3 separate regions of the Mus musculus genome follow, and all the other regions are linked to region 2. A link is a loop called in an ENCODE intact Hi-C map of the cell type or tissue named here. Cell type or tissue: left cerebral cortex. All regions are shown on one strand. Each heading gives the region's core, and the rest is flanking DNA. Links, peaks and the distances in the headings are about the cores only. Region 1 has its middle 13 kb from the start of Gm11832. Region 2 holds the start of Pdp1 (pyruvate dehyrogenase phosphatase catalytic subunit 1). Region 3 holds the start of Tmem67 (transmembrane protein 67).

Region 1 (10,320 bases), core at 2,096-7,095, 340 kb after region 2:
AGTTGTGAGTGGTATCTTTTGGGTATGTCCAGTTAACAGGCCTATTCACCAAAGGAAATAAATCGACAAATCAGACTCCATGAAAAGGTCTAAAATTTGTGTGTAGAAAGGCAATTTCACCAGAGTAAAAGGGCAATCCACAGAATGGAAGGAAACTTGGAAATCGTATAATCTGATGAGAGTTTAGTGTCAAGAATGTATAGCGAACTAAAGCTCAACAAAAATACACACTAAGGAAGGCCATGTCAAGCTGTGGACATGGGCCTCCATTCCACAGCAAAAGGCTCAAGTCAAGACTAAGGCCAATGTAAAGAGATACCAACTGAAATGTATAGGACAGACATACGTGCAGGAAAAACAGTGCATATCTGCAACACACTACAGCAAAATGTTTTTTGTGGGTTTTTTTTTTTTTTTTTTTTTTTTGGTTGGTTGGTTGGTTGGTTGGTTGGTTGGTTGGTTGGTTGGGACTTTTTTAGTTTTTCCCCCCAATGGTATGTTTCTCCTTTTTTGTTGTTTTTATTTTTATTTTTTGTTTTCTTTGGGGGGATGCAAGGGCAGAAGGCAGAAGGAATAGGGGGAAATGAGTATAATTGGGGCACATGATGTAAAATTCACAATTAATCAATAAAAAATAAGCAAAAAGCTTTTTGCCAAACAGTTTAAAAGAATTAAAAAAAAAAAAAGCCAGGTGTCTTTAAGCCCAGCACTTGGGAGGCAGAGACAGGTGGGATCTCCAGGTTCGAGGCCAGCCTGGTCTACAGAGTGAGTAGTGAGTTCAGGTTATAGGACAGCCAGGGCTACACAGAGAAACCCTGTCTTGAAAACCACACACACACACACACACACACACAAGCGAAGGGATCAGACAATGTCTTCTGGCCTTCGGGGGCCTTACATACATTCACAAAACACTCATATACATAAAATCAATATATGAATAAAATTGGAATAATTTAAACACTCCTTAAGAACAGACAAATCAATAGTAATTTTTAAAAGCGCCTTTTCCAGCCTTGATTGTGATGGTGTGTGCCTGATCTTCCTGCAGCTTGTTATGCCATGTTTGGTTGATGTCCGCTGGAAGGCCTGCTCTTTTCTGAGAGGTGATATCTGGGGGAAAGGGGCAGCAGGGGGAGAGGCTGAGGGTAGGGAAAGGAGGGGAAACTGCAGTTGGGATGTAAAATATGAGAGAAGAATAAAAAAGAGAAAACTGTAGAGATAATTGTTACTACTTGTCGCCATTGTCCAGCAGTGGGTAAGAATAGATTCTGTAAGTGTTGATATGACTGGGTGATCGTTCTTAAAACAGTGATTCCTAACTCATTCCTCACATCAAAATTACAGAAAACAGAACATGAAGAAATTAAAGTAAGCACCTTTTAATCTAGCTACTTCACAACACCAACAAATCTAGAATACCCCCAGCATTATAGGACAAATAGTGAATGGGTAGTAAGACTGGGAGATCTCTTATGATTTACTATTTGTTTAATTTTTCCATTTATCCATCTAATCTATGCAGTCCCTGCAGCATTATCCACTGTACTGTTTAAAGGCTCAACATGTCCTGGGCCACCGATCATGTTTCTCTTGACAGCAGAGCCGTGTGTGGTTGACTTACACAGTGAGCTCTCCTCTGGAATCAGAACCTGACTCCATGTAGACCAACCTACAAGACTCATTCAGGAAGACAGAAAATAATAACTAGGTGAAGACTTCATTGCCTGACCATATGAACCCTCCACATCTAGATGCCCTCAACAATGCAGCCATGAGGCAGTTCCTGCTGCTGCCTGAGGGGGACAGCAGCAGACACGGCCTCTGTTAGAGGAGTCTCGGGGCATGTCTTCAAGCATAAGTAATGTAAATAAAACATGCGTTTCGTTTTTTTACTACTTATGGAATAAACATCGTCTGTTTTGTTTTCTATGTTATCTGACAGCTGGAAATCCTTTAATAATTTTTAAGAAAAAAAAGTCTTACTAGAACTCTCCTGAAACTATCACAATCAAATAGCAAACCATTCATTATTATAAACGCTTGTTAAAAGTATGTTGCTCTTACAAGAAAATCAGTTGGTGATTAGGTGTTACTGTTTCAATATTATTTATATCATGTTTTATAAGGGTTGCTCATTTTTTTTCACAATATTTTGTATTGATTATTTGGAAATTTCATATCATGAATTCCAAGCACACTCTCTTCCCAGTCTTCCCAGGTCCACCTCCCACCCACCCTTGTGACCTCCCCCTAACTCCCTACAAGAAGAGGGGGAAACCAAGTCAATTTGTGTTGCCCATATACTCACTAGAGCATGATCAAACTTCTAGTGGCCAGTTCCTTAATAAAACTGAGTCCTTCCCTGCCCTCATCCCCCCCACCCCCCCAGAAGGCATCAGCTGTGGAGAGCTTCACTTCAGTATCCTTATCACAATTTTAGGAGTTCTCTTTGGTAGATTTCTCTCTAGGTTTTTACTACTTGGGGATGGGGGGGTGGGTAAAGGTTGTCACAGAAGCCTTCTATGTCACTCTTTCTCAACTGTGAGTCTGCCATCATCAATACCATGGCAGCCATAGCTTTCTTGCCCTTCACAATCAGCAGGAGCCCAGATCATAGACTCAGACATGGTTTCTGGATACAGCATGGACCACAAGACATCCACATGGTCTCTGGCATTAGCACATGATGGACTTCAGCATCTTCTCCAGTGGCAATACAGACCATAGACATCAGTACTGCCTTCTGCTGCAGTAGGAAGGCAGACCCAGACATGGTCATCGATGGCAGCACAGACCAGGACATCACCATAGCCTCAGGTGGCAGCGCAGGTCACTCGAATAAATATGGCTCTCAGTGGCAGCAGGGCTCAGAGACATTGTGATGGTTTGTATATGCTTGGCCCAGGGAGTGACACTATTAGGAGGTATGGGCTTGTTGGAGTAGTTTTAGCCTTGTTAGAGTGGGTGTGACCTTGTTGGAGTAGGTGTGTCACTGTGGGTATGAGCTTTAAGACCCTCAAGGTAGCCTGGAAGTCAGTCTTCTCCTGTCTGCCTTTGGATAGAGATGGTAGAACTCTCAGATCCTGCTGTGCCATGCCTGCCTGGGCACTGCAATGCTCCCACGTTGATGATAATGGACTGAATCTCTGAACCTGTAAGCCAGCCCCAGTTAAATGTTGTTCTTATAAGAGTTGCCTTGGTCATGGTGTCTGTTTACAGCAGTAAAACGCTAAGACATAAGTTGGTACCAGGAGTGGGGTATTTCTGTGATAAGCCTGACCATACTTTACTCAGAAAAATGTGGATTTTGAAAAGCAGTGGGATGCTTTAAGTGGGGCTTAGTGGGCCATCTTAGTAGGAATGTGGAAGAGTTTATTGCTGAGAGTTCTACAGTTGCATCCAAAGGCAGACAGGAGAAGACTGGTATACAAGAAGATACAAGGGTCTGAAAGCCCACAGTGACACACCTTCTCCAACAAGGCCACACCTCCTAATAGTGCCACTCCCTGAGCCAAGCATATACAAACCATCACAGACATCATCAACATGGCTTCAGGTTGCAGCACAGACTATGGACATCCACATGACCTTTGGTGGTAACACTAGCCATAGGCACCAACACAGACCCTGGCTGAAGCAGGAACAGGGACCCAGACAGACATCAGCGTGGCCTCAGGAGGCAGCTCAGACCCAGTACATCTGTGCGGCATTCAATGGTACCTTGGGCCAGGGACATCAACATGGCTCCCAGCTGCTGTAAGATCACAGACATCCACATGAACCTCGGGCTTCAACACAGTCTGAAGCAGTGGACCGTGAATACCAAAGTGGCCTTGGGGGACAGCACAGACCATAGAGGTCTTTCAAGAGAGGTCTTTCAAGCAGGTTCATTCCAAAAATTGATCTGTTCTTCCTCTTGGACACCCTGCTGTTGCTCAGAACCATGGCAACTGTGCAGCTGGGGAGCCTGTGGAGGGGGCAGGGGGAGGGGCTAAATTGGAGTGCAAGCTCCAGGCTGCTACACACCGCCCTATCCCCTATCGTCCCTACTTGGCAACTACATGTGTCTCCCCCCCCCGCCCCGCCCCCACCCCCACCGTCCACCGCAGGCCTCTCTCACTTCTATTACCACCATAACATTTCTAGTTCTGCACCCTCTCCACCATTTGCTCACTGCTCCGTTGCTCTCTTTTCTATCTCTGTATGGAATATTTGTTCATTGTGACACTGGAAACTGTGGGTGTCATAATACACACACACACACACACACACACACACACACACACACACACACACACACACACTAGCCAAGATGGCTGTACTTGCAAATATTCATTGCAATGAGTCTTTGGTTCACGGTTTCTGGTTTCTGAAGCACCAGACATACTGGACCATTGCTGGCCCCTATTGGAGAACCTGCCAGAGTCATGGTGATCCTGCAGCTCTGGTTCTGCAGGACCGGCCCTTTCACGTGCTCCGGCGGCTCGCAGATGGTGTAGATGTTGGGGTAGACTGACTCAAAGCACTGGATCTGGGCCCAGATTGTAGCTGAGTTGGTCAGCTGTGGCTCGGTACACTTTCTGTTTAATTAAATAATTTACTGCTCATGGCCCTTCACCCACACAAGGAATATAAAACCCGGACAATATAAAATGTTAGAGAAAATCACACCGTGGGGCACATGGATAACTGAAATGGGTTATAGCTTTTATAGCTATCATAAGGGAAACAGGAAGACAGTATGCGAAGGCTGATGAGACAACTGTGAGCTGTTGCTGCCCCCTGCAGGCCATCCACCATAAAACAGCATTGTATATACAAATAGTTCTGGCCAGGATATGCAGATAATTAAAGTTACAGATAATAAATTAACAATATTTTATATAGTTAATTCATTAGTCTTAAACTTTTTCTTCGCATTTTTATTACATTTATTTTCACGGTGTTAGGAGGTATGTCATAGCCTGCGGAGGTCAGAGAACAATTTGTGGAATCTTCTCTCCTACTGCGTGGGTCCCAGTGGTCAAACTCAGATCATGAGACCTAACAGTAAATGCACCTCCCTTACCCACTGAGACATCCCACTGACCCAACTTTATTTTTCATAAACCCCAAAATCTTTGGGGATTTGCTTTGTTTTGAGATTTTGCTCTCAGTAAATATGTTTCTGGCATAAACGGTAGAGGCTCAGAGCTCTTCATACTAATAACTGCTAAAGACAGCCCTTAAACTTTCCTTTAACTTATGAATCAAATATAAAAGTTCTGAAACCACACTGGCTTATGATTGAATTCAGCTCCTTTCATGAAAAGTGATGCTCCTGGAAAGTATTTGAGCTCTCATTTTTCTCCCCTGTAAAATGAAGAAAATAATAATAATAAAGATAATATTATCTAAGTTTTGAGATTGCCATGAACAAAATAAAATAAGGCATATAGATTCAGCAATGCCATTCAGACACATAGTCAGGAATCCACAAATAATTTATTATTTCTAATTATTATTATTATTAAAAGAAAGTATGCATTTTAAGTGACTTCCACACAATCTATGGGAAGGCTGACTAGAGCATCCAGGCCTGCTGACTGCGAGCCAAGTGTCAGACCGTCACAAGGATGCTGACTTGCTCTTCATGCAATTAATATAAAGCTCGGGGTTCCTGGAGATAGCCACACAATTCCCGCAAGCGGCTATCCAAATAGCTCACTGTCAAGTCCTTTATAAGCCCAGCACATCACAGATTAAGGTTACTGGACAATCCTCCAGCATCTAATGACTTCATTGCACTGGAATGACAAAAGTGGTTCAGCTTTTGTTTTTTGTTTGATTGTTAATGTATTTTTAAAGATGTATTTAATTCTATGTGTTTTGCTGACATGTGCCTTTGCACCACACAGATGTGTGCCTGGTGCCTAAGGTCAGAAGAGGGTATAAGATCCCTGGAACTGGAGTTAGGTGTGGTTGGGAACTACTATGTGGGTCCTGGGGATAGAAGCCTCGGGCCCTGTAAGATCTTAACTGCTGAGCTAGCTCTCCAGCCAGATTATACACTTTCAGACAGGGTCCTATACCGTAGCAGAGGTTGGCCTTAAACTCATGACAATCTTCCTGCCTCTACCCACCTTGGGCTGGGATTGCAGGCATCAGCCACTGTACCTGTTTGACAAAGCTGATATTTTCATGACACTGCCTCATAGAAAGTAAGCACATTCCATTTCTCCCTCCGCTCTGAAATCCCCTTTTTAGATGCTTTAGATAAATATCTTTTAAAATATCTATTGCTTGTTTCTATCAGGCCATTTCATTGTCTCTGGTAGAGCAGAACCAGATGCCTCATTCCCCACGAGAAACCATCGCTTGTCAGTTGACAGGTCCGAGTCTTCTAACATTCCAGGAACGATGCTTCCATGAAAGTTGAGATGCTGCAGATTTCCATCTAGTGTCATTGCTAAAAATTTGTGGGTTCAAGAGCTGGGGAAAGTCCTGAGGCACCGAAGGTCAGCCTTTCTTACAGAGAGGGTGGGGTCCCCTTAGTAATAAGTATCACACAAGTACTTTTTTTAAAAAAAATTTTTTCCCTGGAGCTGGGGAGATGGCTCAGCAAGTTAAGAGCACAGGCTGCTCTTCAGAGGACCTGGGCTTCATTCCCAGCAACCACATGGAGGCTCAAAATCATCTGTAACTCTAGTTCCAGCGATTCTGCCACCCTCTTCTGTTTTTTGTTTGTTTGGTTTTGGTTTTTTTGAGAAGGGTTTCTCTGTGTAGTTCTGGCTGTCCTGAAACTCACTTTATAGACCAGACTGGCCTCAAACTCAGAAATCTGCCTGCCTCTGCCTCCCGAGTGCTGGGATTAAAGGAGTGTGCCACCACGCCCGGCCCCTGTCACCCTCTTCTGGCCTTCACAGGTTGCAGGCATACACATGACATACATATGTAAATGCAGGGAAAACACACACACACACACACTAGCTGTGTTTAAAAAGTGTCCCCTGAAAAGTTCATCTCCTGGTTCTCTTTTGACCCTGATGGCTTTCATTGTGGCATTTCCATACACACATGTCATTTGCTTCCTTTCACCCCCTTCTCCAGTGTCCTCCCCAGTCTTCCCTCCCTCCTAACTTGTTTCTCTGTCTCTGTGACAAAACACTTGACCAAAAGCAACCAGAGGGAGGCTGGTGTTTAATTCAGCTTACAGATTGTGGCCCATCATCAAGGGAAACTCCAGGACTTCAGGGCAGAGGACAGAAAGCAGAAAGGAAGCAGAGGCCATGGAGGCCCGCTGTTCACCGGCTTGCTCCCATGGCTCACCCAGCCTGCTTTCTCATACAATGCAGGACCACTGTGGGCTGTGCCCTCCCACATCAGTCATAAACCAAGAAAGTGTCCCCTGAACACAGGCATGCAGGCTCGGTTCATGACAGAGACAAGTCCTCGAGAGACGTCCCCTTTTCCCAGATGACTGCAGCTTGTGTCAAGTTGACAAAAACTAACAGCACACCCCTCTTCCTACTGGTCCCCTTCCTTCCCTAAAACAGCCTGCCGACCTTCTGGTTTCATGGCACATAAATTCCATTTTCCTCGCTTTTCTACCTTCTGCTTTAGATCTCTTCTTCTCCTTTCATGGTCTCCTTTCTAGTTCATGGCTTATACATATACATGTATACTCTGCCTCACGAGTGCTGGGACTAAAGGCGTGCACCACCACGCCTGGTGATTTTCTTTAAAGATTTAATTTTTAAATTAAATGTGCATGTGGGTGCAATTCCCGCAGAGGCCAGAAGAGGGCACTGGATCCCCTAGAGCCAAAGTCGCAGGCGACTGTGAGTCACCTGATGATGTTGGGACCTGAACTCAGGTCTTCTACAAGAGCAATACCTGCTCTTAAGACTGGGCCATCTCTCCACCCTGATTTCATTATTCTTTATTGAAAAATGTTAGTATGATGTATATATACTTCTTCTCTGCCATTCATGAACTGAACTTGATTCCATCTTTTGGCTACTGTGAATATTGCAACAATAAACACGTGTCCTTCTGAGCATGCCAACTTAGAGTCCTTCAGGTGTCTATCAAGAGTGATCTAACTGATCACCATAACACTATTTTCATCCTTTTGAAGTCCCCACACGGATGTCCACAGTAGCTGCACTAGCTCACCCTCCCACCATCAATCGCTGAGTGAGGTCTCCTCTCTCCTGTACTCACCAGCATTCGTTGTTTCTTTTCTGTTTTAGACAGGATTTCTCCACATAAGCTTGGCTGTCCTGGAACTATGTAGACCAGGATAGCATTGAACTCACAGAACTATGCCTGCCTCTGTTTTCCAAGCGCTGGGATTAAAAGAATGTGCCACCACAGCCAGCTGCCATTTGTTCTCCTGACTGCAGCCATCCTGACTAGGGTGAAATGGAATGTCATGGCAGCTTTAAGGTGCATTTCTCTGGTGTGGAAGATGTTGAACACCTTCCTGAGTATTTGTTGGCCATTGGTAGTTCTTTTAAGAACTGTATTTTAATTCAATAGCCTACTTACTTACTGGTAGATGGGTCGATCTGGGGATTTAATTTTTGCAGCTCTTTCTACATTCGAGATGCTAATCCCGCGTGGGGCATGGTAAAGACTGAGCTGGGAAAGTTCTTGGGCTTATTTCTAGGCCCTATATTCTTCTCCACTAGTCAAGAATCCTGTCCATTACTATGGCTGTGTACCACAATCTGAGATATAACAAGGCTGTGTGATAAACACAAGGCTTCCCAGAATGGTTTCCTCCAAGTTTCTACCTTCCAGACGGCCGAGTGAATAAATATTAGGGCAACCAGCCCCTTGTGCTGCAGCTGTCAGTGTCTTCCTTGCCCATGATCGAATTTTAAAATGTAAGAGGAGTCAAAGAATAAAGGTTAAAGTGACAGTGACTGCATTAATACTCCCAAAGTGCTGATACAAGCCCTAACTGCTCTCATGACAGACGAGTCACAGTGACATAAATCATTGAGGTCCAAAAGTTGAAAACAAATACAATAACAAAGACAAACAAAAATGCAACCTTTGCTGAACCCTGCAAAGTATAGGTTACTTTGTCAGTTTGCTTGTGCCTCACTCCGTCCTCAGTCGCTCTCACTGTGACTGAGTGATTCTCCACCCCTTGATGCTCAGTGACACTGTGCCGTCCTACTGAAGACAGCTCAACTCTAGCCCTCACCGAGCCTTTCTGAGCATCTACCCTGGGGAGGAATGGTTAATCTCACTCCCAGATAAGCTAACAGCAATTGATGAGAATTAAATGAAGGTTGGCACGTCATTTGACTGGGCCCTAAGGGTGTAGAGTTGCCATTCATTTACGCACGCCTTTAATCCCAGCACTCGAGAGGCAGAGGCAGGCAGATTTCTGAGTTCGAGGCCAGCCTGGTCTACAGAGTGAGTTCCAGGACAGCCAGGGCTATACAGAGAAACCCTGTCTCAAAAAACAAAAATTGAACCATTCATTTACCATTGACTGGAATCCACTAGTGATTTGGGGAGCCTGTCCACACAAACTACAAGTGTGAGATCCCAAAGACTCATGGAATCTGCACTTCTGACTTGGGCTTCGACCTGAGACATATTCTTGTGTTACTAGGCTTGGGAGTCTCTTCTGTAATTAGTGCAGAGAGAGGCAGTAGGTACATGGAGAGCTTGCATCAGGGGCACCAGACTTAAAAAGAAAAATTATGACCCCCAAATATATAATGATCAAATTACACCTAACACTCCAGGGTTTCGAGTTGTGTAACTAACTCCAATAAAGCATGGTCTGAATCAAAAGGCTTTTCCCCTCAGTATCTTTTTAATGATAAAAGCTGGGTCCTAAATTGGTATTGATTTTGTGGGCAACAAAGAGGGAGTCTCACGGATGGAAATTTGAAACAGCTCAAGGGAAAGAATAGACTAGCTGTGGAAGAGAGCCACAGGAAACTGGTCCTAGACAAAAAAAAAAAAAAAAAAAAAATTCTATGGTACACCAAATCATGTTGAATCCTTCCTTGAACGCCAGAATTAAATCAGTAAATCCCTCTAGGGCACAAGCCATCTGGGATCAAACTGGAGAAACAGTACCATCTGCTGGTTATGTGTGATTTCTGCAAGCCCTAGGATTCCAAAGTGGCCAACACAAGACAACGTTGCTTGGGCAATGGGACTGTGGCATGGAACACAAATGGACTCTATGTGCTCCTTCCAGAGAGGATACAGAAGATGACCTGGGTCCAAAACTTCAACTACGGGGCATCAGAGACATTCTGTTTTAAACTTAATGATTCAGTACTAATGAGAAATGATTAA
Region 2 (10,320 bases), core at 3,356-8,355:
TGAAGATCAAATGTTTAAAGGAAAGCCTGACACTAAGTGCAATAAGGAGCAGTGACCTCAGGGCAAGACTCCACCCAGCTAGGCTCCCCACTTACAAAGGGGCATTAAAAGAAAGCTTAGATAGAAAAGAAGATCACCAAGAACTGAAAACGTAATAAAATTAGGGGCACTGGTTCTAGCCCTAGCCCTAGTGACTAAGACACATTTCAAGTAGCAAGCAGAAAACCATGGCACTTCAGCCAGTTGGTTCTGGAGTACGAGTCCAGGATTCAGGGTAAAGGGGTTGCTGAATCTTCATCTGAGGTTAAGGAAAGCCAAACGGGCCAGGAAGTTGGCAAGGCAGTCCCTGCATGAGGTACAGAGGGGCCACTGTGGGAAGCTGTGAAGGTGAAGCCTTAATTGTGAAGACCCCAAGATGCTGGAAATGCCAGTGTTGTGGGATAACTGTCAAGAAGAGCTGCTAACAGGGTGTGGAACCAGACCCAAAGAGAGAAGTGTTTCAGTCAACAAAGCTGAAGGGAGCTGTAGATCTGAAGAGACTTTGACATGGAGACACCGAATTTGGAGTTTTCCCTGCTAGGTTTTATTTAAGTCTTGCTTTGGTCCAGTATTTCCTCACTATGTGCCCTTTCCTCCCTTTGGAATGGTAATGTATATTCTGTGCCATTGTATGTTAGAAGTATGTGATCTGCTTTTTTTATTATTATTTCTTTTATACAGGGTTACAGTTAAGAGATTGTCTTAAGTTACAGAAGAAATTTTAGACTTTTAAACAGTGTTGATACTTAGACTCTGGGGTCCTCTGAAGTTGGACTAAATGCATCTTGCATTATGATATGGCTACAAGCCTATGGGGTGCAGGAAGTGGGATGTGGTACTTTGAATGAGAAGGGCCCCCCATAGGCTCATGTATTTACATGCTTAGTCTCCAGTTAGTGAACTGCTTTGAAGGAATAGGAGGTATGCTGACCTTGTTAAAGGAGGTGTGCACACTGGGGTGGGCTTTGAGGTTACAGAAACCCAAGTCAGGCCCACCCAGTCTCTGTACCTGCTGCCTGGGATCAGGATGTAGTTTCTCCAGCATCATGCCTGCCTGTATGCCACGACGCAATGGACTAACCCTCTGAAACTGTAAGCAAGCCCCCAATCAAATACTTTCTTTTATGTAAGCTGCTTTAGTCATGGTGTCTCTTCAGAGCAATAGAACAGTGATTAAGACATACTCCAAGTACCATTAATTTTAAGACTCACCTTAACACCAAGAAAGCAAGCATTGATTGATTAGTTACTAGTTACTAGTTACTTGCTGATTTCCCAGAAGACCTGTAGAGAATCAGGAGGAATATGGAGAACCAGCCTCTCTTCCTTCTAACTGATTTTGGCCAAAGGCAAACAGTAACCATCAGGCTGACATGTTACACTCCTATGTAGGTTTATTTTAAGCTTCTTGGCTGGGACCTCTGAGGCTACTGGATCATATGCTGTGTGCCAAGAGAACAACTTAAATGTTACTGGTCACTTATCTCTGTGTTAGTATCTCAAAGGTACTTGTGTAGGATAGACATAGTTAATTTTTCAAAGACCCTGCTTTCTCTCTGCCTGTTCTGTCTCTATGATAATCCTAGGTTGTTTTCATGTTACTTCTCAATATCTTTCAAGGTTGAAATACCAACAGGTATTCTGGTGGCTCAAACAATCAAGTTACAGCAGAAACCCCACAGATCTGTCCTGGCCCTGGCCACATAATAACAGCACTACTGAAGTAAGTCCAGTTGGGTGGATTCCACCCAGAAAGAGAGGAAGGCCAAGCCAGAAGAGAGTCAAGGCAGAGAACTTCATCCAGGACACAGGAGTTGGAATCGCTGTGGGCTGGCATTTCACAATATGCATGTCACTCAGTCATGTAACTAGAGAATAGAACTTACACCTCTGAGACTATTTCAAAGTCATCACTCTGAGGAGGCTTTATCCCAATTCCAGAAATATCTTGGCATTCAATCTTGGTGACAAATTATTTTGACTATATTTAGTCGTGGCAAGTTACTTTTTTTTTTCTTTCTGAGAATCAGCATTATTTTCAAATATAGACAGGTCATCCAAAAGCCAGAATAAGATGGGGAAATCAATACTATCCAGGTAGAAAACTAAAAGGTTGAACATAGTAAAATAAGTTGGAAATTCTCATGCAGATACAAAAATCAGTTTGAAAAGAGAACTTTATGCGACGCGGATAGCACTGTGTTATGAGCAAGTTTGACTACTGTGATAGCCTTCAAGGTCATCTGCTGTTGAGGCATGAATTTTGGAATCTCATTATTTACAATTCTTATGTAAAGAAGTCAGCAGTCAGGCGTTTCTAGGTTCTTGGTCTCTTAATCCAGAGAACTGAAAATAAGGCCTCACGCAGATTTGCAAAAAAATCACACAATAACTTAATTGAAATGAAGCAATAACAGACTAGAAAAAGATATAGGTTGACAGTAGGCTACACGAAGAGTACTGAGGGATGAAATTATTGTTCGGGATTTCCTTTCCGAGAGTTCAAGAAAATTTGGTTGATAAGGGTTGTAATATGAGAGCTTTTCTTTTTCCTGGTAGATTAGGGCCTGCATTCACTGTTTTCATCTGTGCAGGTTCCTGTCTGTAGTGCACCTGACATTAATTAGACACACAGTCAACTATGCATAGGCAAAGTCCGGGAATATGGCATTCTCCCTAAAACGCTGAGGATACACTCTTGCCTTACTGTGTACACACCAAACTAAACCCTTGCATCAGATATATTGGGACTGTCTCTAAGTAGAAATGGCTAATCTTGATTGTTGTTAGGAGAGGATAAATGTATCTCTTCTCCAAGAGGGGAAGGCAGGGGACTGATGGGGATCTTGGCTTGTTTGTTCTTGGTTGGGGAAAGGTACCTATATTTTCCCCCTCACCAATCATCTCTGCCCGTAAGCCTCTTCTGGGGATGAGCAAATTCTCCAGTTTAGAAATAGAGGCAGCTTGAAAGATTTGGGGAATTATGAATTGCAGGTTTGGTTATATAAGGTTTTTCCTTTATTACATAAAAATTTAAATACTTCAGGATTAATAAAATTTCACAGTAAACTTGGGAGTTCATCTATCTAGTCCAAATTACTTTGTAAACTTTATTAGTTAATAAGGTGTAGAATAAATCAACGTAAACTCATTAACACTGGGCAGAAGCATAGCTTCTCCCAAGAAAGTTTCATGTCATGAAGATGGCATCTATGTGGATGTAGGTAAGTGAAGAAGGCACTGTCCCATAAAGAGACAACCGCAGATGGCAGCAAGAACCCTTAGTGTGTTGTTTAGCACATCTTAAGCCTAACCTCACCCCACAGATAGGCAAACTGAGTCTCATGGGAGGAAGATGGATTTTTGTCACTGGGAATAACTTGAAAGGCTCTTCTGACTCCAAGTTCAGTGCTCTTCCCACTTTCACTGGCTGCATTTTAAAATTCATAACTCTGAATGAGTCAGGGACCAAGGAGGGAATGCTGATTTCAAAGTCCTTCCAAGAACAAGAGCACTCGTGTTATTCTTATCTACAAAGATAAGAATTCCTTCATCAAACTTCCTTTTGCTTTTGTTTACAGCTTCCTAGCCCGGAGACATAAAAATAATTGACTATCAATCCGACCTAATAACCCTAAAATCAGCAACTTGATCTTGAATGAATGAAGCGAGACACCGCCGAGACGCTCTGCCACGCCTCAATTGTGTTGTTCCCGCGGTCTACCTGGGGCAGCCCAGTGCAGAGGAGGCTTGGCTCTCAGGCCAGCCCAGAGCAGCACGCGGGGCCCAGCAGAAGTGCCAGGCATTCGCGAAAGCCCGCCCGCCAGGAAGCAACTGGCTACCAAAGCGCCACGCGCTCAGGGATGCTGGATCCCGCCCAGGCGCTTCCCCATCTGGGAGTCCAAACGCAACCCAACCAAGGCTGTCCACCTCGCGGCACGCGCAAACCCACCTTCACCAGCAACAGGGCGTGGTCACGGGGCGCGCGCACGCGTGGAACCAATAGGCTAGCCGCGCCAAATGGAAGGGATTGTCTGACCTCCGTGACGTCACAAAACTGGCGGGGAGCGCGCCCTCTTCCGCCCCCCGCCCCTCTGGCCCTCCGGGTCCCGCCCACCCGCCATTGCGCAGCCAATCAGAAGGCGAAGAGCTCAAGAGCGCCTGTGGGGGCGGGGCAGGGTGGAGGCCGGGCGAGGCAGGGGCGCGGAGTGGGCTGGCCTGGGCCGAGCTGCAGCGCGCCGGGGTGCTGCGTGGTGCTGAGTGAGGGAAGGACGCGCACGGAGGGGTGCGGCCGCCACCCGGGGCAGACCGCAGCGGGTGCTCGACTGTGCCCGGTTGGTATCCTCGTCCACCGCTGCCGAGTCGTGAGGGGGCGTCAGGGCGGTGAAGTGGAGGGCGCGCGTGGGGAGCGGCCGCGGGTGGAGGGCCGGGTGCGCGCGGAGCCTCGGTCGCGAGGAGCTGCCGCGGGTCCCGGGCGGCACCCGGCTGTCAGCGCGCGGGGCGCCCGCTGTGGCCCGGGCGTGTCTGCCTCGGCTCCCCGCTGACACGCTTGGCCCCGCGTGGCGGAGCCGGCTGCCCACGGCGGGCTGTGCCTGGAGCTCTGCGGAAGCGGGCGCGGCGTGGGGCCGGGCGGGCCTGAAGATGCTGAGTGCTTGTGGGCTCGGTGCGCTGGCTGCATGGAGCGGCGGCGGTGCGCCTGTCCGGGCTCCTGGAGTTGCCCGCCGGGGGCTGTGATGCCGCCTCGCCTGCCGGGTGGGTTTGTTTGGTTTCTTCTTCTCCCCTCCCCTTTCTCCCCCCTCCATTCTCTCCTCCCCTCCCAGCCCATTCACTGGGCTGCTGCGAGACCTCGCCCCTCCTCCGCTCCCGCCTCCCCGCCGCCGCCTCCTCTAATGAGCATCTCTGCTTTGCTTTCAATGGGCCGCTGCTGCTGTCGCTGCTGCTGTCCGCGCGGGTTGTGGATGTTGTCGGCTCCGTGTTGTGATGACAGGAGAATGTGTGTGTGTCCCGGGCCCAGACGAATTGGTAGGTATTCACATAACTACCTGTGTTGGGTACCCAGGGAAGGATGGTGACTGATTTTGTGTATGAATGGATGGCTCTAGGGGTCCTCATGGAATTAAAGGGTGAGATAAGGAAAAGGAGACAAAGGCGCTCTGGACCAGATTTTATTTTTATTTTTATTTTTTGATAGCTTAAGTGTGATATTCTGGGACACACGAAACTGACCAAACAAGTGCTGGTTTGGTTCTTTGTGTTTTAAGGATAATGGCTTTTCTTCATTCTTGTAGACACTGAACTTGAGCTGTGAAATGGCTAGGCGTTTCCAGAAAATGCTGAAAAATTACAAATCTTAATGCAGGGCGTTTAATGCAATCAGATTACATAAACGGAGGTTCTGATACGTGTAATGAAAAGTGTAGTATTTATTTTCATTTGCGTTAGAATCTTTGCAAGACCGAGAAGCTCCAGAGTAGGCGCACCAGTAGCATTTTTCTAATCGATTTGGTCCATGGGTTTATTGATTAAGTGGAATAAAATCTTGACACAGGCTTTGCCCAGCACACCACAAAGAATGGATGGGGCTCTTTCTGTTTCTGGTTCCGGCGCGCGCACCTTTTTATTACTCATTGGCAACATCAGCCAAATCTGCCCAAGACTGATACGTACAATGTTGCCAAGTGTGGGCCATGATGGTGTATGAACTTTAAAAAATAAATAAATAAAAAGAAAGTGAGATTGCTCAAGTTAACCAACAGCTACTTTGAAATTCTTATTGCCTAATCAGGAGGCTTCTATTTTGTTAATTTAGCAAGTTTATCAGCACAGAGTGTTGTTTTTTTTTTTGTTGAATTACAGGGTGTTTAGAAGGATATTAAGAATTTTCATCTTCCTTATACATCATGTCAGAAGCATTTAATAGTGTATTGACTTGTAGCTGTCTCTGGTCGGATGGAAATACTATATAATTGGTACTGACCTGGTAGAATGCTTATTAGTTATAGAGCAGGTTTCCATGAACTCAGCTTCCCTAAGAATATGCCTTTTGAAAGCATGTTAAGAGATGAAGAATTGGAATGCAATCATATGCTAAGCTCTGAATAACTGAAAAGAAAATAATTGAAAAAACTCATGCGTACTCTGTTATTTTGACGTTTAATCTCAAATACTTTTGCTGTGAAGAAAAAAGATGTAGTGTTTGAATTTAAATATTCAGAGCACCTGCTGCATGAAGCTCTTTGTCACCAGATTTCACTCATTTTTAATCGACTTTAAAAGCAGAAAATCTATCAAAACACGGGAACTTAAGGAAAGGGAAAGGGTCCTAGGCTTCTTATGCCTTGAGTAGATGTTTTTAAATGGTTGGACCTTTGCCATCACCCCCACTCTCACATTGTTTTTAAAGTAATACAAACTTACAGATGTCTGAAAAAAATGTACTTCCATTAAAATTGCACTTACATTTTAGTTTCTAATGATAACATTTGCAGCATAAAAACAGCTTTTTGTGCATACATGCATGAAAAAGGTATGGGTTTATACCCACAAGCTAGTGTGATTGGCATATTTGTACACATCTCCTGGCTCAGACATGTACCCTTAACCTTTGGATGACATTCAGGTATTCAGTTTGAACTGTTATTTAGGTGGTTAGTCCTGGTAAATTTTTTGTTGTTAGAATTTTTTTTTCATTTCAGAAGCCTTATTTATAGACTCTAATTCCAAAATTTCTAGTTCTTGCTATTTTGTACTTTTGTCTTTAGAAACAAATCTCTTCTTGGGTAGTCTAATACTTTACTACATACGAAAGACATTCTGTCCAACTTGTATATTTGGTGCTCTCTACAAAAGCAGACACAAATCTGTCAATTTCCAGTGTTTGATTTTTTCTCTTCCCTCATTTTTTCTTTTTACTTCCTGAATGGCCTACCAAAAAGTACGAGAAAATTGTTTAATATAAAACTAACACTGAGATACTTAAAATTCTATCCTTAGTAGATTCTGCTTTTGAAAAAAAAATAGTTGATAAGAAGATTTGTTTCATTTTCCTTTTTTGTTTATTTAAAACAGTTCTAAAGTGTTTCTTGTAATTTAAATGAATGCATGAGACAATATCTTAGGAATTCAGAGAAAATGTGTTACTGAAGATTCTTTTTTTCTTGTATACATTATTTGCAATAGAGATACATGCTCATCTAAATTTTCTAGATAAATGCCTATTGTAAAATACTGTTTTAAGGATACTTATAATGCTATTCTGTTATAATCTAGACCTCACGCTTAATTTATGGTTCTTTGTTGTTTTCCTATAACAAGTAGGTATCTATTTTTAACCAAAAGAGAAAACATTTCCCAAGGAATGAATAGAGATCTCTAGTAGATAAAATAATATTTCGGTAGCTTGCATTATGACATTTAAACATGGGAAATAATAGCAGGTTAGTTAACATCTGAAACAGGAATCATTTGTTTCCAAAAATCAGGTTTATAGCTACAAGAATACTTGATTTTTTTTTCAATCACAAATGGCGCAGCAAAATTCAGCAGTGAATCAGTAAACCCTATATTTGATTTCAAAGCCTCAGTATCTCAAACATTAAAAGCATGAATTCTAAAGAGGCATTAGAGTTAGTCTGCTTGCATGTATTCACTTAAGTTTAGTGGGGAAGGTCCCAGAGAGGTGAAATGTGTTTTCCCAGGATCATTTGGCGAAGAGCAGACCTCTCCTTCTTTAACTTGCTAAGCTGGCACAGTGGTATAGAGAAGGAAGCTTTACAAGAACATCCATCCACTGAGGTTCAGAAATGCGGGAATTTCTGTTTCAGTTTTACTATGTGGAAAATGTTCTCTAGAAGTTAAAATAAACTTTGCATTAACACAGTGGTATATTTATATAATTTACCAGTAAGATATAAACATGGCTTTGTTGAGGATTTATCAGTGCTTCTGGTGATACCATGTGTAATCAAAGGTCAACAATTGACCACAGGTCAAGGAACAGATCTTCATAAATAGTAGAAGTAACTGTGCAAATGGGAGATCTAAGGCCCCTTTGAAAAAGCATAGAGAGGGAGAATGGTGATTGGGCAGGTAGACTGCTGCGGCACAGTGTTACATAACTTCCTGATCTGTGTTCTCCAGCCAGATAGATGTGTATGCTGAACAGTTTGTACTGCACATAGAAATACAAAAGAAAGAGAAAACAGAAATTTAACTGTAGTTCATTCCTGACTTCATGAATGGTTGAACATTTTAATTACCATAAAACACCCTGTAGAAATTAACCTAGCATAGGGATTTTATGTAAATTGCCTTAGGAAATGTTTTCTATAAAGCACAGCTTGTCAGATAATACAGAGTATAACTTTTCTTTGTGTGTGTGTCTGTCTTAATTTGCTCTCTAGGAATCCCAGTCAGAACGTCCAGTCTGCCACTGTTCTCTGATGCCATGCCAGCACCAACTCAACTGTTTTTTCCTCTCGTCCGTAACTGTGAACTGAGCAGAATCTATGGCACTGCATGTTACTGCCACCACAAACATCTCTGCTGTTCACCACCATACATTCCTCAGAATCGTCTGAGGTACACACCCCATCCTGCATATGCTACCTTTTGTAGGCCACGGGAGAACTGGTGGCAGTATACTCAAGGAAGGAGATACGCTTCTACACCGCAGAAATTTTACCTCACACCTCCACAAGTCAACAGCATCCTTAAAGCTAATGAATACAGCTTCAAAGTACCAGAATTTGATGGCAAAAATGTCAGTTCCATTCTTGGATTTGACAGCAATCAGCTGCCTGCAAATGCACCCATAGAGGACCGGAGAAGTGCAGCAACCTGCTTGCAGACCAGAGGGATGCTCTTGGGGGTTTTTGATGGTCATGCAGGCTGTGCTTGTTCCCAGGCAGTCAGTGAAAGACTCTTCTATTATATTGCTGTTTCCTTGTTGCCCCATGAGACTTTGCTAGAGATTGAAAATGCAGTGGAGAGTGGTCGGGCACTGCTACCTATCCTTCAGTGGCACAAGCACCCCAATGATTACTTCAGTAAGGAGGCGTCCAAATTGTATTTCAACAGCTTGAGGACTTACTGGCAAGAACTCATAGACCTCAATACTGGAGAATCAGCTGATATTGATGTTAAGGAGGCTTTAATTAATGCTTTCAAGAGACTCGATAATGACATTTCATTGGAGGCTCAAGTTGGTGATCCTAATTCTTTTCTAAATTACCTGGTGCTTCGGGTAGCATTTTCTGGGGCTACTGCTTGTGTGGCCCATGTAGATGGTGTTGACCTCCATGTGGCTAACACTGGTGATAGTAGAGCCATGCTAGGTGTGCAAGAAGAAGATGGCTCTTGGTCAGCAGTCACACTCTCTAATGACCACAATGCTCAGAATGAAAGAGAACTAGAGCGTCTGAAACTGGAACACCCAAAAAATGAGGCCAAGAGCGTGGTAAAGCAGGACCGGCTGCTTGGCTTGCTGATGCCCTTTAGGGCTTTTGGAGATGTAAAGTTCAAATGGAGCATTGACCTTCAAAAGAGAGTGATAGAGTCTGGCCCAGACCAGTTGAATGACAATGAATACACCAAGTTTATCCCTCCTAACTATCATACACCTCCTTATCTTACTGCTGAGCCAGAGGTAACTTATCACAGATTAAGGCCACAGGATAAATTCCTAGTGTTAGCAACTGATGGGTTGTGGGAGACTATGCATAGACAGGATGTGGTTAGGATTGTGGGTGAATACTTAACTGGTATGCATCACCAACAGCCAATAGCAGTTGGTGGGTACAAGGTGACTCTGGGACAGATGCATGGCCTTTTAACAGAAAGGAGAGCAAAGATGTCATCAGTGTTTGAGGATCAGAATGCAGCAACCCATCTCATTCGCCATGCTGTAGGCAATAATGAATTTGGGGCTGTTGATCATGAACGACTCTCTAAAATGCTTAGTCTTCCTGAAGAGCTTGCTCGGATGTATAGAGATGACATTACAATCATTGTAGTTCAGTTCAATTCTCATGTTGTAGGGGCATACCAAAACCAGGAACAGTAAGTGAAATTACCCTGGCAGTTCTTCAGTTGGAAGGGCAGATCGATGTTTGAAAGAAACTAATATAGTTAATTTTCCAATGGTTCATTCTAAACACTTCATGTTTGATACTCTAGCTAGCCCAGTATTCATATTGACTATGCAGCAGATGATAGCTTCATGAGTGTCTGTTCTGTCCTGTTGGACCTCATGGTACCCACACTTGAGGCAGCTTGTTTCCT
Region 3 (10,320 bases), core at 2,874-7,873, 120 kb before region 2:
TGCAAAAATTATAAAAGCCTCCCCAACTTTCCCTCCAATTATATGCACTCCTCCATCAGGAATAGTCAATCCCTTGAAGAAGTGACGGATATCCACAGGACCCGCAATAAAAGGAAGCCCCAGTAAACGGATGACTACAGCCATGCTGAGCTCAAGCCACAGCAATAATGACCTGCAGACAAAAAGGTACACATAATAGCAAGTCTTATTTTGCAGTGCCTTAGCACAAACTAGCTTAATAATACCTGGTTCCTGCCTTCTTCAGCATTCATAAATGGAAAACAAAATACTAATCCACAGAAAACCTGATGTTATCTAACTCTTAAAACAAATGCATGTTCTCCTATATAAACATACAAATAAACCAACTGCCTTAAATATTTTCACATCACCTACCCTATTCAATAGGATCATCAAAATATCAAATCTTCCTTTGTAAGTCTGCCAAATGCTACTTCACAACAAGACAAAAGTACTTTCAGACCCTTTAGAAGCACTGACTCCTATGCAGTCTGCCTCTCACTAACCACAATAGAGTTTACATATCCAGAAAAGCCAACTACGGTCAGAATACAACTTCTGCTCCCGATATTCAGCTGCCTAACACTTTATCAACTGGTCACCATGTAAAAAACAGAATAATGAGTACAAGGATCCACTAATCTATCTGATTTCGTCACACTACTGTGGAAGCCTTACACTCTGATCTCTTACCTTTGCCTTTTATTTCTTGGAGACCTGTTTATTCTGTAAAAGCAACTTAACTGTGGAAAGAAAATGAAATATAATTAATCTTTGAACTCTACAATCAATCTCAATGCCTGATATCCATTTCAGAATTACCTATTAAAGTAAAACAATATAAGGTATCACAAGTACAGCCATTATAAGTAGTCTTTTTTGTCCTAAAGGGAAACTGATTATACTTCGGCAAAAGGAACTATAACACCAGAACAGACAATTGGGAGGTACAATGAAAAAAAAGAAAAGTGTGATCAAAGTTATACTACTTGGTTGGAACTTGCTTGAAAAGAATATGAAGAAAGTATTAGATAGTTTGAGAGTAGTGGTCTATACATGAGCATATAAATATTTCAAAGCCCATTGAATTCTATTATTAAATAAAGTCCTAGCTTATCACATGCTAATATACTGAAGTTTTACATGTACTTAAAATCTATTTCAGGAGTAAAACATCAGTTTTGAGACCAAGTATTTTTAACAGCCTCACATCACTTTACCTAACAGTGATCCAAACATGTAGTTCATACTTATATCCAACTCACATGCCATTCTGCACCCTTCCAAAACATAACACTAAATTGAACAAAGCAACAATTCAAAATACTATAGTAAGAAAACTACCAAAGTTCCAAAACTATCAATATTATACAATAAATCCAAACCAATGGCTACCATATGGATCCAAATTTTAGTTCTGCATACTACCAATACAGAAATAAATGTCATTATGTTGTAATTAAGGAAAATACTATACCTTCCCTAAAGAAAAACTTAAAATATTCAATGTCACTCATTTCATACACTTACTACTAGACTTACTACTAGACTACTAAAATTTATCTCAGGCATACACAAAAACACACACTGTACCAACTTTGAGTTCAACTCTACCAACAGACACTTTAAAAAAAACTATCCTGCACACTTACATTATGAAAGCCTTACTAATAATATAGAAAAGTAAATATATAGACTTACTAGTTTTGAATATTGGAATTGCCAATATCTATTATTTAAAAAAAAAACCAACTCAGCTTCATATTGTCTAGGAAAACTTACTAGTAGCACTTTCACAGACAACCAAACAATATTTACCAAGTATCTTTTTAAAGTTGAAAAATAAATCATTGTAACTACTATTAGTTTACAAATAAAAATTGATCTTCAAGTTTGAAAAGCTGTCTTTAACAAACAGGTGGGGAGGGTCTACAGATTAAATGCTTAATCCAAAAGTTAATCAGTAAAATAATGGAACTACACTGTATGTAGCACACTACATATGGAAATTATTGAGCTTTGTTATTAAAATCTTTGCAGTACAAAATATAAAGCATACAAACACTAGATCCAAACAAACGAAAAGAAACCTGTAAGTTTGATTTCAACAAGTCAATATTCACAACCTTCAAAGAAAACTAAAAACGGCTCCTTGAAACCTGTCCACATCCAAATTCTAAGACTCCTAGGGAAACTGACTTGGCTGATTTCAACTTGTCTGTCTTTAAACTTTTTCAAATCCAAAAAGAGCGATATACCCCGAGGATAAGAATTCGGCTACAAATACATAAATTCTGAGAGAGTCAAGGAAAAAAGCACATACCAATTTAAAGTTGCCTCTCACAACACATCCTGACTTAATAATCACCTTTTCTGTTTGTCTTAACTAAAATCTTCTTCATTAAGCAGTTTCACAGGCACGAAGTGATTCAATTCCAATCCAACGGACCATAAGTTTGTTCTAATTTGTCAAATAAAAGCTAATGTTTAAACTTTCATGTCCTTGCCATAGCAGGGTAAGGTATCATTCGCCCACAATCAGGACCGTCTAAGAGAACATCTCAGAGACTCAAAGTATACACTATTTCCTTACAATCTCCAGAAAGTCTACTGACACATCAGCCTGCTCCAAAGTCAAAGCACAAATTATCCTGTCCTAGTTTTGGATGCCATTGCACAAATATCGAACAACACAATAACCCTGTTGTTTAGTGATGCCACTGCTGTCAGGCCTCTATTGAACTGCTACGAAAAGGGAGGGGATCCTTGAAATTTCATTTAATGATAAACATAAGTTAATCAACGTTGCTAATTTTACCAAGCCATCCTTCCATTTAGATCACCTTAAATAAATGATCTTATGTGTGCATCTTTTAATCATGATGCAGAGGACATCAGTAGGCTGGACTTAAGAGCTGATTTTAACGAACATAGCCATTTTCCAGACCTGGCAAGAGAGACAAGTTTTACTATGTGCCTCCAACGTTCTTACTACCCAGTATCAAGAACCATTAAAATCCTAAATAAGAATTTTCCTTGCAGAAAATCTACCTCAGTCCACAAATATCCTCTGATAAGATCTGCCTTTTATGATGTAGATGTTTAAAATAAAAAGGCGTCATGACCACATAGGGCCATAGTTCCGGGTCAGGAACCGTTAAGTGAAGACGATTCCACAGGACACACGCTTCCCCCGTTATCCATCATCATCGATGGGGAAATCCTCCGGAGACTGCGATTCGACTTAGTCCACGCTCCGAGCCAACGATCAGAGTTTCCTTCTTTTAGCGCCAGGCCAACATCCTAGGTCGGATCTGATACTGCCCCCAGACTCGGTGCCCGACGGCTTTCAGATTAACCAGGACCGCCCAACCCGCGTTCCTTTGCGCTCCGCGGTCCTGAGGGCAAACGCACCACCCCAGCTCGCCCGAGGGGACTGGCTCCCAACCTCACCGCGCCGCTCTGCGCACCTCCAGCCCGAGAAAACCGGCCTTTCCCGCGCCGCTACCAACGTGGACATGGCAAAGAAAAGAAATACCTAGGCGCTGCTCCGAGATTTTCGCTGTCAAGATCCCAGGAAGCTCACTCGCCGCCACACGGAGGCTGACAGGAGGAAGTCGGGGGTCAGCGAGCGCCGCCCTAACCGCACCAGCCGCGCTCGCCCCCCGCCCAGCACGCCCGTGCTTCCGGCTCTCACCCCCTCCCTTGCCCCATGCCCGGCATCCTGAGAAGTGCTTCGCACCGGGCAGTCACCACACACCACACAAACGGAGAAGGGACGCTCCTCGACGCCGCAGTCTCCGCACGGCCTACCAGGCCCAACACGGCCGGAAGAAAATGGAGACCACACTCCCCTCCGGTCCGGACAAACCGATGCACCGTCTCTCTGCTCATGCGCAATCCAGGCCCAACCAGCCACCCCTTGGCGCTCTGAACGCGCGTGCGCAGACGTACTGCTTCGGTTACAGTGATTGGCGGGTGTGAGTGAGGAAGGCTGTTCTCTGCAGTGTAGTATGGTTTTGTGCATGCTCTATTTCTAGGCAATCTGTGAGCCCCTGACCCACCCCTGAAAACTTCCACTGGGGGGCGGGGATGTGAGGCAATTGTAAAATATACAAATCAAAAAGGTTTCTTTTTTTTCTTTTCATCATAATGAACCGCTTTGGAAGTGGAAAGCTGCAGAGTTTTCCATCCTCTCCTGTGATTTCTGTTAAACCTGAGAAAAACAGGGCAGTTGCATAGGCAGATAAAAGCAAGCTGTATTTACAACAGGCCTTCGGGCTGCCTTACCTAAAGTATGTATTACAGAAAGCATCCCTTCAACCTTTTATTACTGTGCTGTTAGGTGTATGTGACAATTCCCAACAATCACACTATGTGGCAGTTCTCCAGTCGGGGGTTTATTGGGATGGGAAATAGAGTTATCCTCTGGGAGAGGGAGGAGAACCAGGGACAGGGGAGAAAGGGAGAATGAGGCTTTTATTAGGCATTGTTGCGCTAACAGTCTGCAAGGCTGTGCACTTTAATAGGCAATATTCATGTATATCCAAATTTGGTTCTCAAACCAAGTGAGATGAGGTGTATATGTAGGGTGCTTTATGCACAATACAGAGAAAGTATGAAATCAAGATTCAGTAGGCAAGGTTTCTCCTAGACTTTTGTCATAAAGGTATTATATATAAAATCAATGAGGGTTTCTGTTTGTATTGCTTTGCTAAAACTCAAACTCAGGACTTGAAACAATCCCTACCCTTAGTGTTTTTTAAATAATGTAAAAACAAAGCCGGGCATGGTGGTGCACGCCTTTAATCCCAGCACTGTAGAGGCAGAGGCAGGCGGGATTTCTGAGTTCGTGGCTAGCCTGGCCTACAAAGTGAGTTCCAGGACAGCCAGGACTATACAGAGAAACCCTGTCTCGAAAATCAGAACAAAACAAACAAAAAAAGTAAAAACATAGGGCACCTCCTTTGTTGTCAAAATTAATCCCCTGGGTAAACTGTCATGTAGGTGTGATTGCCACTTTCATGAAACACTTTTAAGTGCTAAAACCATATATTTTCCATTGCTGTAGTAGTATTTCCTGACACGGTAAATTGACTGCGTCCCAGAGTTTTAAATACATTTTAAATAACCGCCCCTAATTTATTTAGCATATGTCTGATCCATTGTTTCCCGCGTGCGTGGTAACCTAGCAACCAGGCGTCGCAAGGTTGAGTTTTTTTTTTTTTTTTTTTTTTTTTTTCTGAACCCTGTTGTCCAATCAGCTCAGCGGACTCACCGAGGAGGCTGCTGGGGAGCTGGAGACTGCGGACCCAGGATATGGGTACCATGGTGACGCGTACAAGGCCTGTGGCGGCCATGGCGGTCAGATCTCGTTCTTCATCCCGGACTGGCACCGCCTACCTTCTCTTAGTTCTCTGCGAAGTCTCATGGGCACAAATCTTCTCCTTCCCTTTCCGGCGGCCTGAGACCTGCGACTTCAACCAGTACTTTGACATCTCGGCGCTCTCCTGTGCCCCCTGTGGCGCCAACCAGCGGCGGGATGCACTAGGTGAGGCGGTTTGGGGGTGGATGGACTCTGACCAAAATAAAGCACTCCTGACAGCCAGCACTCCAGACATTTTATTTGGAGAATGTTTCAGAAAATGCACAGCTATCAAACCTAAGAAAGGGTTTCCTGGGAGGATACGGCTGACACAATGAGATCAGTCACCCAGGCGCCACCACCCTACCCTCCTCCAGGAACTCATTCCCCGGAGTCAGTCTCTGGCAGGGAATCCTTAGGATGGCACCTGAAAGCCGCCTAAGAAAAGTAGAATAGAAATAGAAAAGAAATAACCTGAGGCGTCTAGTGAGGTACCCTGACAGGAAAGCAAGGGAAGAAATGTGAATTAGTAAACTCTTGTGACCATTAATTCTACTTCCAAATTCAAGATATTTAAAGCTGTTTGCAACTGTGACTATAATCAGATTTTGTAAGCAAAGGAAACTGAAACCGAGATGTTGTGACATCTGTGTGACATATACTGGAAACTAAGAGAACTCTTGTCTCTTCCTCACTTTCTTTTTTGTTTTTTGTTTTGTTTTGTTTTTCGACACAGGGTTTCTCTGTGTAGCCCTGGCTGTCCTGGAACTCTCACTTTGTAGGCCAGGCTGGCCTCGAACTCAGAAATCCGCCTGCCTCTGCCTCCTGAGTGCTGGGATTAAAGGCGTGGGCCAGGACACCTGGCTTCCCTCACTTTCTACCTCTGCATTCCCAGCGCGTGGCTTTGCATCTGTGGTTACATATTCCCTTAGGACCTGTCCCTTTTATTGTTGATGACTTCTGTTTGCTCACATTGTCCTTTTAGACTTAATTGCATCGATTGGTCTAGTTCTCCCTTAACTACTCAGAATGAGTCTTTTCCTATTTACTGAAGTCTAAAATGCTGTGAATCTCAGACTGGTTAACTCTCCTGCTTTAGGCCTGGTAGAGTCTCACTTAAGGCAGTGCGGATCACTGTGTCAGAAGATGGAGTGTGAAGAGCAAACGTGTTCTGCATTGTATTGCTTTCATGACAATGAATGAAGACGTGTGTGTTGTACATAGACTCCTACAGGTGCTGGCTCTACTTAGTCCTTAGAGAATTCTTTCTTTAACTAGCTGAGTCTACTTGTAATTACAAACAACATTTATTTTCTTTCTAGAGAAAGAGTATTTGAATGAAAGCAATTTTCCAATAAGATATTGACAAAATTAAAACTCACTAAACACACATACATATGGTTTAGTGATGCAGAAATGTAATTCCTAGAGCAAGTAAGTAGTTTTCATAGTTCAATAATAATTGCAGTTTAAAAAGTAGCAACATGATGCCAGACATATTTCTAAACTTTGACCCTATTAGGTAGGTCCTGTTTTTTTCTCCATTTTACTAAACAAGAAGCCGAAGTATAGAATTCATTAACCCACTCAGTGTTTGCATGTATACGCACAGACCCATAGACACATATACATGCACAGACAGACAGACAGAGAGACAGACAGACAAAGACACCTGTTGTCTCTCATATAATGCCCAGTCTGGCCTCGCACTGTCTGTGAGCAGGGATACCCTTGAAGTACTGCCTGAACTTCCTGCCTCTTCCTCCTAAATACTGAGGTTACAGGTATACACCACCACTCCAAGCTTCAAAATCCTAAGAACTGTTAAGTTTGTGTCTTGGAGTTTTGTTTGCTAAGGACAATATCAGCTTTGTTTTTTTTTTTTTCTTTTTCTTTTCAGGAACTTCCTGTGTATGTCTACCAGGATATCATATGATCTCTAATAATGGAGGACCTTCTATTATTTGTAAAAAGTGTCCAGAAAACATGGTATGAATAATTTATTTTAAAATAACTTTTGAGAAAAAGTCATAAATGTCTATCTCTCAGACTTCAGTATAATTTCCCATTTGTTCACATACTTTAAACTTTTTTTGTTTTGGGTTTTTTGTTGTTGTTTTTTTGTTTTGCTTTTTTTGTTTTGTTTTTTTTTTTGTTTTTTTGTTTTTTTGTTTTTTTTTGGTTTTTTGAGACAGGGTTTCTCTGTGTAGCCTTGGCTGTACTGGAACTCACTCTGTAGACCAGGCTGGCCTAGAACTCAGAAATCCGCCTGCCTCTGCCTCCCAAGTGCTGGGATTAAAGGCGTGCGCCACCACGCCCCGCTACTTTAAACTTATTAAGGTAATTTTATTAGTATACATTTTGAGAGATCAGTAAAGCAAAGAAGAAAACTTTGGGGAAAAAAGACAAATTCATTTTGTTCTGAAAGTGGTTGAGTCAGATATCCCAAGTACAAAGCTGTGAAAAAAAATCTTTCTGTTTGCCTCACAGAATAACTAGGGTATAAAGAGAAGCTGAGTATTCCCTATGTAGAGCCATTCGGGGTAAAATGTCTTTGCTGTAGATGGCATTCGCTGTCTTAGATGTACTGTGCTGATCGTCTTAAATGATGCTTGATCCTCCTAATGCTACATGAGGTTCAGCAATCCTCATGCTACATTAGGTACAGCAAGTCGATGCATTGCCGGTTGCATCAATAGAAATGGAATCATTCGAAGTTTGCTTAGTTTCCTCATTACATAATGGTTCAGGGAAATTCGACTAGTGGGCAAATTTTATGGGCTAATTACCAATTAGTAGAAATATGTTTTCTAATCATTTAAGCTAATTAGGAGTGTATAACAGTTCTATTGAAGTGTTGTTTCTTATTCTATTAGAAAATTAAATCTAAGAATCTATTATCATTAGGGGTCATCCTTTGAACTATTCATCCTGTAGATCTGATTGTTATATTTATATTTAGTTCATGTTTTGGAAGTACTAGTTGTAGCTAAGTGATTGGTAATGAAGGGCTATGGGTAGAATATTGTTCCAGGGATAAGTTTACTTAAAGTCTAAAAGTTTATTAAAGCTATTGTAGGTTTTTAGTGTTATGGAAGCATGCCAAATATAAAATCATTAATAAGTCCAGTCTCTTCAACAAAATCTAATTTGTGTCAGTTTTAGCATTAGTCTCTACTGACTTCAGTTATAACTATAAGCATGTGAGTGGCCAGGCCCCTCCCCTGAGGACGTCAAATCGCCAGGTCCTATCCACAGAACACACTAACTGCTCTAACAACTGGACCCAACCCCACCCTAAAGAGAAAAAAAGCCCAAGCTCGGTACTTGAAATCCCATCAATCCCAACCCTGGAAATTTTCACCCTGGAAAGTTCTGCTGCCAAGAAATGTTATCTAAACCCTGTCTTCTGCTCAGTTCTTTGCTGCTCCTCATTCAAGCAGAGGCAGCTGCCCTCCTTGGGTTTTTCCCTCTCAATAAATCTCTTGTGTGAGATATGTTGCATGGTGCAGTGTGACTCTGTGGTAGTCCTTGGTTCCAGACTGTCAGGATACCTTTCCCGTGATGTAATGTAATGTAATGTAATGCTTACATTGGTCCCGAGACTGGATAAGTCCTCCTCATGCCTATAGCCCCCTTGCAGGTCGAAGCTTCACTGGAACCACAGCCCTCTTCTCCAGTCTACCCACAGCAGACTCACCTCCCAGCTCACTAATGGCTCAGCTCCTTACCTACCACTTAGTTCCCCTTCGGTTGGTGTAAACATTTCCCCAGATCTGAGGAAGTTACCCTTGAGTGTCCAGCACCCCTCTGGTAGTTTTGGAATCAAATGTACCTCACAGCCACAGTCTTTAAGGCTATGTCTGCCTCCTTCACCTTCATCCTGCTATTGTGCCCCCTTCTGCCCTCTTCTCCCACCTTCCCTTTGGAGCTGCCTGTAATCCCACAGCTTCCCTAGGGCCTCATGGCTTTTGTGACTGTTTTCTAACCCTTCCCTTTGGATGGGACCCCACTTCTAGAGCTGGATTTGTCCTTGCCTTCTGGCTTCTATGAAAGCACCTCTGTTCTCAGGCCTTGAGTCTCTCTTCCCGCTTAGCCAGCTAAGGCCCTGATCCCCACTGAGTACAGTGACAACCCAGTGAATGGCTCGTCCTCCTTTAGTGCTGGGGACACCTGCAACTAAAAGTTGCAGTGACATTTTTCCTCCCCTGCCTCTCATCCATGGGAACAGTGTCTTCCATGCCCTGTCATTCCCACTTGGGATGCCTATTGGAAAACTTTCAGCATGTCCACCTAACACCAGACTTAAAGGCCCCTAAAATTGATCATTTTTGCAATCAAATTTGGCCTCAATATCCCTTAGTCAGATCCTAATATTATTCAGGGCCTTTACAAATACTGAAAGTGATAGAGGAAGTAAAAATAAGATTCTCCTTTCCCTATTTCTCTTTTCTCATTTCCAAGCCCTTTGTTTTTGTCTGGTCTCCCTAATAGACACAGTGTAAATGTCCATTACCATTAATGGATCTGTAAGTTTGTTGCAAAGTGGGAGCCAGGAGCCTGACCTACCAGGACAGGGAGAAGCAAAGAAGTAGGCCAGTGTACACATACTCTTTGCTGACTGATATGTCTCTCAAGTCCCTCCTGCAATAGCCTCTGTCTATAGCCAGGGCTCAGAATTTTCCCATCTCTAAGGATTGTTTATTCTCAGCTTACTGGATTCAGTATTGGAGGGATTCTGGCATGTTTTAGGTATGCATGATATTAGACTGTTGTTTTGTGCTGCCCAACTTCAATTAAAAGCAGGCTCTGGAGTTGGGGTGTGACTCCCCTCCTCTAGATCCACCTGTACTTGTTTAAAGGTTTCCTCCAAAATTTCTGTCTCAGATCAGGTGAGCCAGCTGCCTAAGTGTCAGAGAAAGGAGAACAAAACA

The links. Hi-C counts contacts between places; a loop is a spot of excess contacts. Peaks named below come from ENCODE experiments on the same cell type or tissue, not always from the same donor. Only the 100,000 strongest peaks of a DNase experiment are listed, where the experiment ranks them.
Region 1: it touches region 2 in a loop (11-fold over the local background); 2 of 42 quality-filtered maps call a loop at or near these places.
Region 3: it touches region 2 in a loop (3-fold over the local background); 3 of 42 quality-filtered maps call a loop at or near these places.

What each region holds. Positions count from the first base shown.
Region 1 is chr4:11,622,646-11,632,965 of GRCm38, reverse strand. No RefSeq gene overlaps it. Among named protein-coding and RNA genes, the nearest start is that of Gm11832, 13 kb to the right of the region's middle. In left cerebral cortex, for the core only: a CTCF peak has its summit at 4,791 (motif pointing left); DNase peaks (open chromatin) are centred at 4,543 and 4,768; H3K4me3 peaks cover 329 bases.
Region 2 is chr4:11,960,355-11,970,674 of GRCm38, reverse strand. It overlaps Pdp1 (pyruvate dehyrogenase phosphatase catalytic subunit 1), which reads left to right and starts at 4,225. Exons shown (of 3, transcript NM_001098230.1): 1 at 4,225-4,373; 2 at 5,027-5,061; 3 at 8,442-10,320. The coding sequence starts at 5,031. The coding sequence ends at 10,102. 1700123M08Rik (RIKEN cDNA 1700123M08 gene) reads right to left here and starts at 4,101. Exons shown (of 5, transcript NR_040577.1): 1 at 3,992-4,101. In left cerebral cortex, for the core only: no CTCF peak of the experiment used is centred there; DNase peaks (open chromatin) are centred at 4,915, 5,527, 6,468, 8,093 and 1 more place; H3K4me3 peaks cover 5,000 bases; H3K27ac peaks cover 4,787 bases.
Region 3 is chr4:12,082,967-12,093,286 of GRCm38, reverse strand. It overlaps Tmem67 (transmembrane protein 67), which reads left to right and starts at 5,330. Exons shown (of 28, transcript NM_177861.5): 1 at 5,330-5,572; 2 at 7,287-7,375. The coding sequence starts at 5,350. It overlaps Rbm12b2 (RNA binding motif protein 12 B2), which reads right to left and starts at 3,917. Exons shown (of 4, transcript NM_198957.2): 1 at 3,764-3,917; 2 at 3,560-3,624; 3 at 715-764; 4 at 1-172. The coding sequence starts at 144. In left cerebral cortex, for the core only: CTCF peaks have their summits at 4,109 (motif pointing right) and 5,554; DNase peaks (open chromatin) are centred at 3,271, 3,949 and 5,342; H3K4me3 peaks cover 2,847 bases; H3K27ac peaks cover 1,255 bases.